Linked DNA regions of Homo sapiens: all the other regions are linked to region 2. Evidence: chromatin loops called from intact Hi-C (ENCODE). Cell type or tissue: sigmoid colon. All regions are shown on one strand.

Evidence for each region. Peaks named below come from ENCODE experiments on the same cell type or tissue, not always from the same donor. Only the 100,000 strongest peaks of a DNase experiment are listed, where the experiment ranks them.
Region 1: it touches region 2 in a loop (2.6-fold over the local background); 1 of 110 quality-filtered maps calls a loop at or near these places.
Region 3: it touches region 2 in a loop (12-fold over the local background); 1 of 110 quality-filtered maps calls a loop at or near these places.

The regions. Positions count from the first base shown.
Region 1 is chr5:40,050,818-40,054,817 of GRCh38, reverse strand. It overlaps LINC00603 (long intergenic non-protein coding RNA 603), which reads right to left and starts at 2,527. Exons shown (of 2, transcript NR_104633.1): 1 at 2,342-2,527; 2 at 1,494-1,869. In sigmoid colon, no CTCF peak of the experiment used is centred here; no DNase peak of the experiment used is centred here.
Region 2 is chr5:39,997,028-40,001,027 of GRCh38, reverse strand. No RefSeq gene overlaps it. Among named protein-coding and RNA genes, the nearest start is that of LINC00603, 53 kb to the left of the region's middle. In sigmoid colon, no CTCF peak of the experiment used is centred here; a DNase peak (open chromatin) is centred at 2,377.
Region 3 is chr5:40,092,432-40,096,431 of GRCh38, reverse strand. No RefSeq gene overlaps it. Among named protein-coding and RNA genes, the nearest start is that of LINC00603, 42 kb to the right of the region's middle. In sigmoid colon, no CTCF peak of the experiment used is centred here; no DNase peak of the experiment used is centred here.

The sequences.
Region 1 (4,000 bases), 54 kb before region 2:
CAACCGCCACCAGAAGCCAGGAGAGAGGCATGGGATGATTTCTCTCCCAGAACCTCCAGAAGGCACCAACTCTGCTGACACCTTGATTTCAGGCTCTGGCCTCTAGAACTATGTGAGAATAAATTTTTATTTCTGTAAACAACCCAGTTTGCATTAGTTTGTTACCTCTGCCGTAAGAAACTAATACAATTCACGTTAACCCTCAAGGTAGGTGTCAGTTTCTTTTAAAAAAAAAATTTTTACAACATAACCCGACTAAAACTTGTGCTCACTCCACTGTCTTTTAATCAAGCTCACTAAACAGTAGAGTATAGCAATTAGGTGATCTGGTGAAAAAAATTATCCCAAAATTTATGCTAATTGACCACATATGCTTTTTCATTTCAATTCCAAGAGCAATTCTTTCCATCGGGAGGTTGACTGCTCCTTCAAGATGGTCATTGCTACTTTGTCAAAGCCTGTAACCTGGGAGATAGCCAAATAGGATGGCTTTGGTGATTTCTCACCACAACAGGGCTCCTGTGCTTGCAGGAAAGGAGATAATAGATTTTGGAAGACCAGGCAATGCAAGGAATGAGTCTGCACATTCTGGGTCAGATGCCTGGAATAATGTGTTACAGGCTTCTAGGGAATGAGGGGGAATCCACAGCATTGATGGCTCCTTTGTTGATGCTGAAGAATCTGAGGATTACAATGAACAGGTTTGGGAAGAAAGTCAGGAATTTTAAGTGGCACAAAAAAGTCTGGTTATAAAAATGGGCACTGATTAGGTCACGGGCAGGGCAGAATAGAAGAAACCAGGAATGGAAACTGGACTTAGCGAAAAGTACAAAATCAGCTATGAGGCACTCAGACAGGAACTCACAGACAGAAGCTGGCCTGGAAAGAAGTAGTGTATAAACAGTAGACACTCTGAAGAATCTAGATTCTTTCCAACCCGGAGGATGAAGACAGCAAGTAGGTTGGGCAGATCAGTGTCAAGAGATTCAGGACAGATGGACAGATCTAAATGGAAACAGATTGAATCTATGGCAGGGGTCAAATATCAGAAACTCAAGCTAAATTCACAGGGAACAAATAAGAAGGGCTCTTGTTTTTCATCCCCTCACAAAGTTCTGGGTTTCTGGTAAAAAGTAAGGGGGTATTTTACATGTTCAAGGGTTCTCTGCAGAGTGACAGAAAGCTTAATCCCAGGCCCTCCCTCCCCATTACAGAAATTTTGTTTTATTTATATGACACTTAATATATATGTGCAGTTTATAGATGTCTTAAATTTCCTGCCAGAAGGTATGCTCCTCTTGGTGTTAACGGATATTATTTTTGAGCACCTACTGTGTCCCAGGTATTCTTTGTCAGTGCTTCACATACATTATAATGCCATTGTTTCTTTTGAATGCACACAATCCTGAAAAGTTTAAGATGTAGAGAGATAAGTAACTCATTTATGGTCACACAGCTAGAAAGAGACAGAACTATAAATTAAACTCAGGTAGTCAAATTTCACATTCAGTTTTTATTGTCATTGATGGTGTTTTCCCTCCTATTTCCCATGGCTTATTTATTGCTACCAATTCACAGTCCTTACAGCAACAGCAAGTTAGATGATCTGATGAGGATTACTTTGTTTCCACACAGGAGTATAGTGTGTACTGCTTCCTAGAGCTTGATCTTTCTGGTTGCAGATTTTGGTAACGGTGGAAGACTACATCTTCTAGGGGAGCTCATGGTAAGAATGAAGTAGAAGAGGCAGGAGTCCAATGAGTCATTCTATATCATCAGGTGCCCAGACTGCAATCGCGAAGGAAGAATTGTTTGCCTTGAGGCTTATCATACTTCCCACAAGGGCAGGGCTTGGTGTCAGAGTGTAATCTACACAAAACAGAGAATCAGAATCTATTTAGAGAGGGAGTGCTTCACAGAGGATAAAATAACTAAGATTTCAGAACTATCTTGACTTTTTCTTCCGTAAAACTTTACCTAGTAAACTCCTATTCAATGAAATGGTGAAGCCCTGTCTCTACTAAAAATACAAAAATTTGATGGGTGTGGTGGTGTGTGCCTGCAATCCCAGCTACTCAGGAGGCTGAGGCATGAGTATCACTTGAACCCAGGAGGCAGAGGTTGCAGTGAGCCAAGATCACACCACTGCACTCCAACGTGGCAACAGAGTGAGACTCTCTCAAAAAAAAAAAAAAAAAAAAAAACAGCTCTGCTACTTTAGCAGTGTGGGGTAGTTGGAGAACCAAATGCATGTGTAGCCACTTAACAGGCATCTAAAACTTGAACAAATTACTTCTTTTGAAACTCAGTTTTTTCCTCTGTGAAGTGAGATAATACTTACCTCGTTGTCTGTGTGAGAGAGTTAAGTTTCCACGCTGGCCCACGGAAAGCATTTGGAAAATTGTTGTTCTCTTATCTTGATTACATAGGATTCCAAACTGTGTGCATTTCTTTCCAACTAAAATACGAGTTCTCAATGTTGGAATTGATGGTGGTCCTCATTTTTTTCTATTCGTTTTAGCAAGTGCCTAAAGAATTTATAAAATAAGTTATTTTATAAAGAAGAGTAACTTTGTTTATTATGATTAGTTAATTCATACATGGGTAAGCTGACTTGATGAGCTCCACACCACTTAGGACTAACAGCAGTGATTTGGAATTGAATTTCTCATGTAGTGGCTGTGGAGAAGACAGTGAGAAGTGTTGGTTCATTTTCTGTTGCTTTAACAAAATGCCACAAACAGGGTAATTTATAAAGAAAAGAAGTTTATTAAGTTCAATGTTCTGGAGGCTGGAAAGTCCAAAGTCGAGGGGGCTACATCTGGTGAAGACTTGCTTGTTGCCTCGTAACAGGGTGGAGAGCATCACACGGTTAGGAGGCAAGAGAAGAGAGTCAGAGAGAGCTTGCTTTTATAACAAAGCCACTCCTGTAATAACAAACACACTCCCCTGATAATGACATTAATCTATTCATGAGGATGGAGAGATTATGTTTTCAACATGTGAAAATTTGGAGAATACATTCAAACTGTAACAACAGGGAAGGAACTCTTATATTCTCACCTATTCAATCCAGATATTTAGTTAACTTGGAATGTGATACTGTTTGGGGAATGATGTACCTATGGATAAAAACCAGATGCAGTCCATTGTGAAGGTGATTCATGCAAGTATTACAAGCTACTTTAGGATTACAACTTACCCTATTGCAAGTGTTGAGAATTTGGGGTTCTGTGACTTAGGTGATGAGAGTGGCCCCCCTCCATGAGCTATGCAGTCACCCAACAAGTATACATATAGTTCTCTGTGTGTTTGTATAATAAGTATGTGGGTAGTTAAGGCTAACCATCTATTAAAAAATATAAACTATTTGTGTTTTTGTTTTACCAATTTACTTAGGAACAAATATGTATTAAGTATTTTTTGTATGCTGGGCTCCTGGCAAATGTAAACATGAAAGCATGATCTTGCATTAAATCAATCTAACTTTTCAAATCCATATGTTAAGGCAATACACACCTTGGTTGAATTTTGGATTAAAGAAGGCTGTTATTTTATTATTTGAAATGACAACATACTTGAAATGTCATTTTAGAAGATGACCCTAGTTATTCCTGATTGTCTCAGGCTTTTTATATTCGACTAGTTTATTATCATTTTACCTGAGCTCTCTGCTTTACTTCTAATTTCCTAAAGCCTCTATAAATCTTGGTCTCCCTTCTTTGATTTGTTGCTGTCTTTGAGAAGACAATTACAGATCCCTGCTTCTCAGTTTCTCTGGAATTTTGCTCATCCATTTTCCTGATGTTTTTTCAATGTCTTCTGTCACTTCTTCTCTGCTGGTTTCTCCACTGCTGACAAAAGTGTTCAAAGCTTTTCCTATTCTAAAGAAGAGAAAACTTCATCCCAATCCAATTCCCTTTTGAATTATACCCTCTTTTCCTCTTTGATTCAATACCAAAGTTCTTGAAACTTGGGCAGACTTTCGACTCCATCTTGT
Region 2 (4,000 bases):
CCTAATCACTTTCTTCTCTTTTCTCTCATTCTTTTTTTCCTCTTGCCTGCCCTCCTTGTGAAGAAAGGAAAACTGCTCTGTACATAAAGGAACTTAAGAGCACTAAGGGAAAATTTGACTTAATCATAATTTAGTCTCAATATCCCTAATATTCCCTTGGGTATCCCTTAATATGGAAGCAAAAGCAATATGTGGTGTGGTGCCTTTATAATATTTGGGAGGAGTCAAGATTTATGCCCATGTCACAAAGAGCCATACGTAAATGACAAAATCCCAAATTAAATAGAGGCAAGCCTCATATAGTATAAAGAATAATGTATGTGGCCTCATGAGGAGGCAGAAAGACTGATCCTACCTATCAGTTGCAGTTAAGAGCAGACTACCAGACTAAGACTACCAGATTAAGGCACTCTTTTCAGGAACACCACTTCTCTTAAAGAATAAGAGGCAATTTTTACACAACTCATTTACGGCAGCTCTGTATTGGACTATGGTCTTATCTGTGCTCCATACTTATAAAAAAATAAGATATATTATGTTAAGTAACTACTCGAACTGGAAAAGGATATACTCATTTCGAAAGAGTTTTTTAAAGAATGTAAATTTACTTAATTTGAAATTTCTGGAATCGTACAGAATTGTGGAATAGGATATTTACAAGATTATCACAAAATTAAAACATTCCAGTTGAAAGAAAATTTGTAGTTTTTTTCTACTTTATTACTACTCTCATTACTTCACTTCTGATAGCAAATATGTAGCTTTTTTTTTTCTCCATACCAAGCAATTCTCCACTTCTCCTCTGCCATTGACTAGGCGTCCTAATAGAATTTAACTCAGTTCTGACACTGTCCACCTGGAGTTAGTGCCAGATCCTTCAGGCTAAAGATTCAGCCCTGCAAGACTTCCTCCACTTCAGATACCAATTGCAAGTCTGGGTTCTCACCTGTGATTCTGGCTAGAAATGGAAGGTTCTCACCCCCTTCTCATGTTCAATAATTTGTCAGAATGGCTCACAGAACTCAGGAAAACAATTTGCTTACCAGACTATCAGTTGATTATTAAAGAATACAGTTCAAAAACAGCCAGATGGAACAGATGCAGAGGGCAAAGTATGGAGCTTCCATGCCCCCTCTAGATGGCCACCTTCCCAGCATCTCCACATGTTTAGCAACCGGAAACTCACCAAACACTTTTGGTTAGGATTTTCATGGAGGGCTCATTACTAGCCATGGTTGATTAAGTCATTGGTCATTAATAATTAGCTCAACCTCTAGTCCCTCACCCCTTTCTGGAGGTCAGCGGTGAAGAGAGGTGGGGAGAGGGAAAGTTCTAGCCTTTTAATCACTTGCTTGGGTCCCCTGGCAACCAGTCCTCACTATGGGACAAAAGAAGGTGAGAGCAGAGACCAAATATATATTTTATTATGTAACACCAGTACAGAAGGGAAAAAATAAAATATAATCCTAGAGAGATGAGATAATTTTAATATTTATTTCTGTCCTTCCTTCAAACCACATATTATTGGCCAAAGAGTATCAGCTTAAAATTAAACTTCCATCCCTAGGGAAACTTCTGCTATCTTAAGAAAAATGTAATTGAAAATGAAAAATATGACTTTTGCGTTTTGTTAGTTTCCTATCTCTGCTATAAAAAGACTTGAATATTTCATTAGACTTCTCACCCCAAGGATGTATAATGCTTCTTCTTAGAGGACATTGTAGCTATTACAGTGTTTATGTCTAGGGGAATATTAAGATATATGAAGGTAATTATCAGGTTTAAAAACACCTTGGTAGGGTCTGAGATCTCATAAAATATGCAGAGACCCAGTGCATCAACATCCCATTATTGGGAAGAATTGAAGTATGCATACATAGACCTTCTCTGCCAATCTAGACTAGTTGTTAGAATACTTTTTTTTACCCCAAACAACTGCAAGCATGCAGCAAGAATTAAATATAGAGTTTTCATTCACATAACTTTTATTTCATGCTTCCTGCTTTACTATTCAAGCATGTATGAAAATTGTTTCGGAGCCTAAATGGTGTGGTCTGTGTGTTAGCTCTACATGTGGCATTGTAACAGAATCCTATGCCCTCTATAAAACCACAGATACTGGATATACACACAATGTTAAAAAAAATGTTACTCAAAAGGTTGGGGAACCCACAAAAACAGATGTTCTGGCTTAGGGATCATCATTTAACTTGTTGGTATTACAGCACTATTTTGTCATCTGGATCCAAATACAAATCATGGCAGTGTCAACACTTTGTTAATAGTCTGGGGGTAGATGAACCAGCAGTGTGCAGCATCTGGTTAGCTTTGAGAGAAGCTAGCAGCTAGACTTCTCATTAACTGGGTATGACTTGGCTTGCCACAGGGCTGGGAGGCATTTTTAAAGCTGAGTTACCCTTGTAACAAATGCCAGATGCCAGGCTGGATTTATAAACATGCACCAGGTTTCAAATTAATCTGGTCAAACTTGAACATATTAATGTGCTGTATTGGAAACTCTGTGTTCTACTTATTTTGCTTTCCAAAGCTTCACACATGCGGCTTAAGTAATGAATTCCTGGGACTCCGGAGTGAGAGAGTGGAAGGAGAGCTAAGGATGGAGGTGGGGATCTGATTTGACAGGAATGGACCTGGTCTATGTAAGGCAAAGAGGCTGTAGTGCAAAGAGGGAGCACTTCTGTTTCATTAAAAAAAGAAAAAAGACTTTGGGGTCCTAATGGATCGTTTTTATTAAATAAGAAGGTTTTATCTCCTATTTTCTCAATGCTAAGCAGTAGGGAGTTGGAATCTATGAAACATGAATTGTAGACTTTGCTTTTACCCACCTTTCTGGGTCTCAGTGTTACCACATGCAAAATGAATATAGTAATTCTTATCCTACCTATAGCACAAAAGTTTTAATGAGATAAAACTGTGAAAGTTTTATCACTCTGAAGTTTCACTGGAATGTTTCAGGGATGAAGTTGTATTCTCTATAAATATCTACTTGATTCCAATATATGTTTTGAAATATTACTTAAATTGTCTTTTGGTTTTACATTGTTACTAAGATGGGATAATGTTTGAGATCATCACTGAATTTGAGTATATGCATCCTGTGCTTTGTTTTACCTTTTTCTTTTCTTTCTTTCTTTGAGACAAGGTCCTACTCTGCTGCCTAGCTGGAGTGCAGTGGATTGATCACAGCTCACTGCAGCCTTGACCTCCAGGACTCAAGTGATCTTCCTGCCTCAGCCTCCTGAGTAGCACGGACTACAGGTTCATGCCACCATGCCTGGCTAATTTTGGTATTTTTTTGTAGAGAAAGGGCTTTGTCATGTTGGTCTTGAACTCCTAGACTGATCTTGAACTTCTAGACTCAAGCAATCCACTCCCCCTTGGCCTCCCAAAGTGCTGGGATGAGGCACTGTACTCGGCCTGGTTTTTCATACATGGAAATAACATAATAAACATTTCAAATAAAATTTTATTGTATTAAAAAGAGACTAGATATTTGTAAACAAAAGTCTTCCTCAGAACATAATACGCTGATTATTTCATATAGGGTATAGTATTTTAGGACATCAACTAAACCAGGGTTAAATTTTGGTTTTGCATTTTGTGGTTGGATGACATTGAGAAAGTCATTAAGAACTCTGTACCTCAGTCTCCATTTCTGTAAAATGGGGATATGTTTTGAAGTTAAAAAACATGATGCATAGAAAATATTTAGTATAGTTCCAAGCTTATAGAAAGCACACCAAGAATGTCAGCTGTTAATGTTGGTTATTACTTATAAGTCTGATGAGCAACTAAGGCAGGACTTTTAAGTACATTTAATGTAAGCCACAAAGTTAGTGGCAGAGCTAGGATTTGAACCCCCAGGAGCCTGGCTCAGAATAGCCTGCTTTTAATTATTTTGCCCCTCTACTAAGTTACTGTTATATTAAAATTTTCTTATAAATACAGTTTTAGAAGAGCATTCAATGCTCAGTACATT
Region 3 (4,000 bases), 95 kb before region 2:
TATAAAATGTGGAGGGATGTTCAACATTCCTAAGTAAAAAATGAGATTATAAAATAACACATGTATTATGATTCTGTTTTAACAAAATAATATATTCACCAGAAAGAATATATACTAAGTACCAAAAATATTTATAGGACTATAGTCAAGTTATAATAAACATCAAAGATAGACCAAAAGAAGAAGAGAAACCATAAAATTGTGCTGGGAAGGCTGAAAGGCATGTGTAGGCTGAAAAACATGCTGAGCTCTTAGCTTTACCCTTTAAATAATGTGGACAAAGTACAGGTGTAAAACTGAGTTGTCAATGCTTTTTCCTTCTCTTCTAGTCACTGCCTTTAGGAATCTAAGTCACAGATGCAATTTGGATGCAATGCATTTTTGAACACAAGCCTAAAGATAAATAAATTGAATGTTGAAACTAAAACCAGCTCCAGGATAATTTATGATTCAAATCAGAGTACACAAAAATAAATGTTCCCCAAAGGCTTTACCATCCATTAGCAGCAAACTTCTCTGTCTTATATACTCTTTATTGTTTACTGTTTACTTGCTTGCTGTTTATCCTTCTTGTATTTATTCCCAGGTTCTAAAATTAGAATCGCAAAAGATATCCAATATAATACTTGTTAAATGAACAATTCATCTAATTTTCTCTAAAGCTATATCTACTTTTGAATTCTACGGCTTAATTTCTGATCACAAACACTATCTACGTGGGACAATATAGTTTATTAAATATAGTGCTTGCTACCATGGCTTCTGCCTATCCTGGGCTTGTTTGTCCTTAGATTCTTTCTTCCTCTGCTCACTTCTGTATTACAGGAAAGCTGGCTTCTAGAGACTGCAATTCCCAGGCACCCATGACAACTGGCTTCAGACTAGGACTTGTCAGCAGGAAGCACCAGCAGAATATTTGAGAGTGAACAAAGGAAAAAGCCAGGACACTTCTTTCCCTCCTATTTGTCCTGTGCAGCATTTTCCCATATATCTCTGTGAATCCTGCTTCTACTCATGAGGCCCATGGGATTCCAGATTCTATCAGGTGACTCTGGCTCTGGGATTCAAATAACATCATCCTCTCTCTTTGAATTTCCATCCCAGGGGTGTTAATGATTTCCTTTTGTTGCTAATTCTAGGTGGCCTCAGTCTTCTATTACCCATGTAAACAGTCCCCGGCATTAAGATACCCTCCATTGTAATTAATGTGGATTATGTTTTCCTGTTTGGACTCTGTAAAAATGACTGCAAAATGACTACAAAAGTATATTTACCAATTGTTTAGTTTAAAATATGATTTGCTACCATAGTGAAGGAAAAGTGAGATTTGATTTATGGTAGTTTTTTGTTTTAATTTCAAAGACTTTGCAATAAAAATCAATTTTAAGGGAAAATCTCAAAATTTTCTTTCTTAAAACAAAACTTTCTCAAGAATTGAAAGTTAACTTTTTCTTTTTCCATGTGAGGTCATTTTGAGGATGGGAAAGAACTATGTTTACATGATTTTAAATAAGTAGAACTCCTCTTTCTTGCTTACTCTAAGGGTGCCATTGATGTTATGGACATTATTGATTACTGAAATAGAGATGACCACCTTTCCAGTGGTATGAGTCACAGAGGTGTCTAGCAGATGTCAATCTAGGCAATTCTCTTTGTGTTCTCTTTGTGTCTGGTCCTCATAAATTTGTGAAGGGTCCCATTCTGAGTCAAAGCCTTGGGTTCTAACTGATCACCATCCTGGCTCTTGGCTCTCCCTTTCTTTGCTTGAAAAAATATGAATTCCATTTCCAGGCCATATATTCCAAGTCATGTCTTCAATATTAGCCACATCCACCCTGTGGCTTCATTTTCAAATTTCATTCTTGCAGTGCTTGAACTTCAGATCATAATTACTGTGTTCTCTCAAAAAGAAGTGAATCTCAGTGAGCTTGAGATGTGCCCTATATTTGTACACAGTTAACACATACCCCACGTCATTATATTTCCATTAGAGCTCTAATAGTGTGTGTCAGGCAAAACGTTTTAAAATAAAACATGGTTTACTTGTATTTGGAAAGGTTGTATTATATAATGGTTAAGATCTTGGGCATGTGGTTTTGAAACCCCACTTTGACATTTTACTAGGTCTGGGAACTTGAACAAGTTACTTACCATCAAGTCTTTATTGCATCATCTATAAAACAGAGACTTAAAAATTCACAATACCTAATGACATCTTTGGGATTTAAACAAAATATTATATAAAGAATTTAGCATAGTACCTGGAACATTGGAACATAGTAAACACTCAAGTCATGTAAGCTATGATAAGGATGACGCTGTTGGTGATGATGTCTGTATAACACAGTCTAATGAGGAGGCTGATAAAAATAGCTAACTATGGCCCGGTATATTTTAAGTTCTTTGCAGAACTGGCATATATTTATTTATAAGCATATTTCTATATATGAGTTTTTATATATTTGGTTTTCTTGTAGCATGGAGACCACAGAATAGTTAAAACATTTCCAGAAAAAAGGTTATAGCCAAATAAGGCCCTATTTTCTCTTGTTTTTATTAAGTCAAGTAGAAATCTATTGAAGTGAAAAATAATAACAGAGCAAGTGTGGTGCTACTTAAAAGGTGCAAACTAATCTTAAGACACAACACAGACATTCTCCTGTCTAGTCAGGGCATTCTTCTCGGTGTAATACAATGCAGGACAAACAAGTTCAGTCATGACGAACCTCTTCTCTGGGCTGCCTTATATTGGAAGGGAACAAAACTGGCAATTCTATTCCAGTGGAGGATATACTTTCCACTTTGTCCTTAATGCTCCTCAAATTCTACCTGATTTGGAGAATAAAGTAATCATTCAAAGACCTTACATTTCCTATGTTCAATCTGGCTTAAATTTACATACTCTGATTTCCCACACTGCCAGCCTCTCTTTCTTCATTTCATTTGCAATTTAATCTTCTTTTTCCTGACTTTCTGAACTTTAAACAATGTCCTTAGGCTCTGCCCCAGCTCCTCTTCATTTATCACTCCATGCTTTCTTTTCCTAGGCAATCTAATAGCTGCACCCATAGTCATCCCTCCACTGACAACTTTCAAGTTTATGTATTTCATTTTTGGCTTCTGAGCACAAACCCATACATTCATCTAACATGCTTCAAATAGTATATGTTACCCTCACCTACTCTAAATGGGTGTCTTTTGTGGACTCGGAGAATCTGAGACAGGTCTCAGTTAATTTAGATATTTTATTTTGCCAAGGTTAAGGACACACACCCATGACACAGCCTCAGGAAATCCTGACATGTGTTCATGGTGGTTGGGGCACAGCTTGGTTTTGTACATTTTAGGAAGACATGAGTCATCAATCAATATATGTAAGAAGTACATTGGTTTAGTCTGGAAAGGTAAGAAAACTTGAAGCAAACACAGAAACACTCGAAGCGGGGAGGGGGCTTCCAGGTCATAGATAGCTAAAAGACAAATGGTTGCATTCTTTTGAGTTTCTGATTGGCCTTTCCAATGGAGGCAATCAGATATGCATTTATCTGAGTGAGCAGAACAATAACTTTGAATAGAATGGGAGGCAGATTTTCCCTAAGTATTTCCCAGCTTGAGTTTTTCCCTTTAGCTTAGTAATTTTGAGGGCCCAAGATATTTTCCTTTTACATTTCCCCCTCTTTTCTTTTAAAAAATCTTTTTGAGAAAGGATTTTAGAAGAAAATGAGTCTCTGGTCCCAGGTCTCATCTTATCTCTCATGGCTAGGATGGTTTATTGCTGTACAGATAGGTCTAGAGTTATCAGGAAAGTTCATTTTTAGAAAGTTATGAAGTCTCATGTCCTATGAAGAGAAAATAGTGGGAGGAAGGGAGAAAAACAACAACAAATAAAAGAACAATCCTGGAAAATGATATAGGCCACATTACTCTGAAGTCTATACATCACTAGGCAGGTATGAAAGTGGCTTATATATGTAAATCGATTGCTGTTACTTTCTTCTGA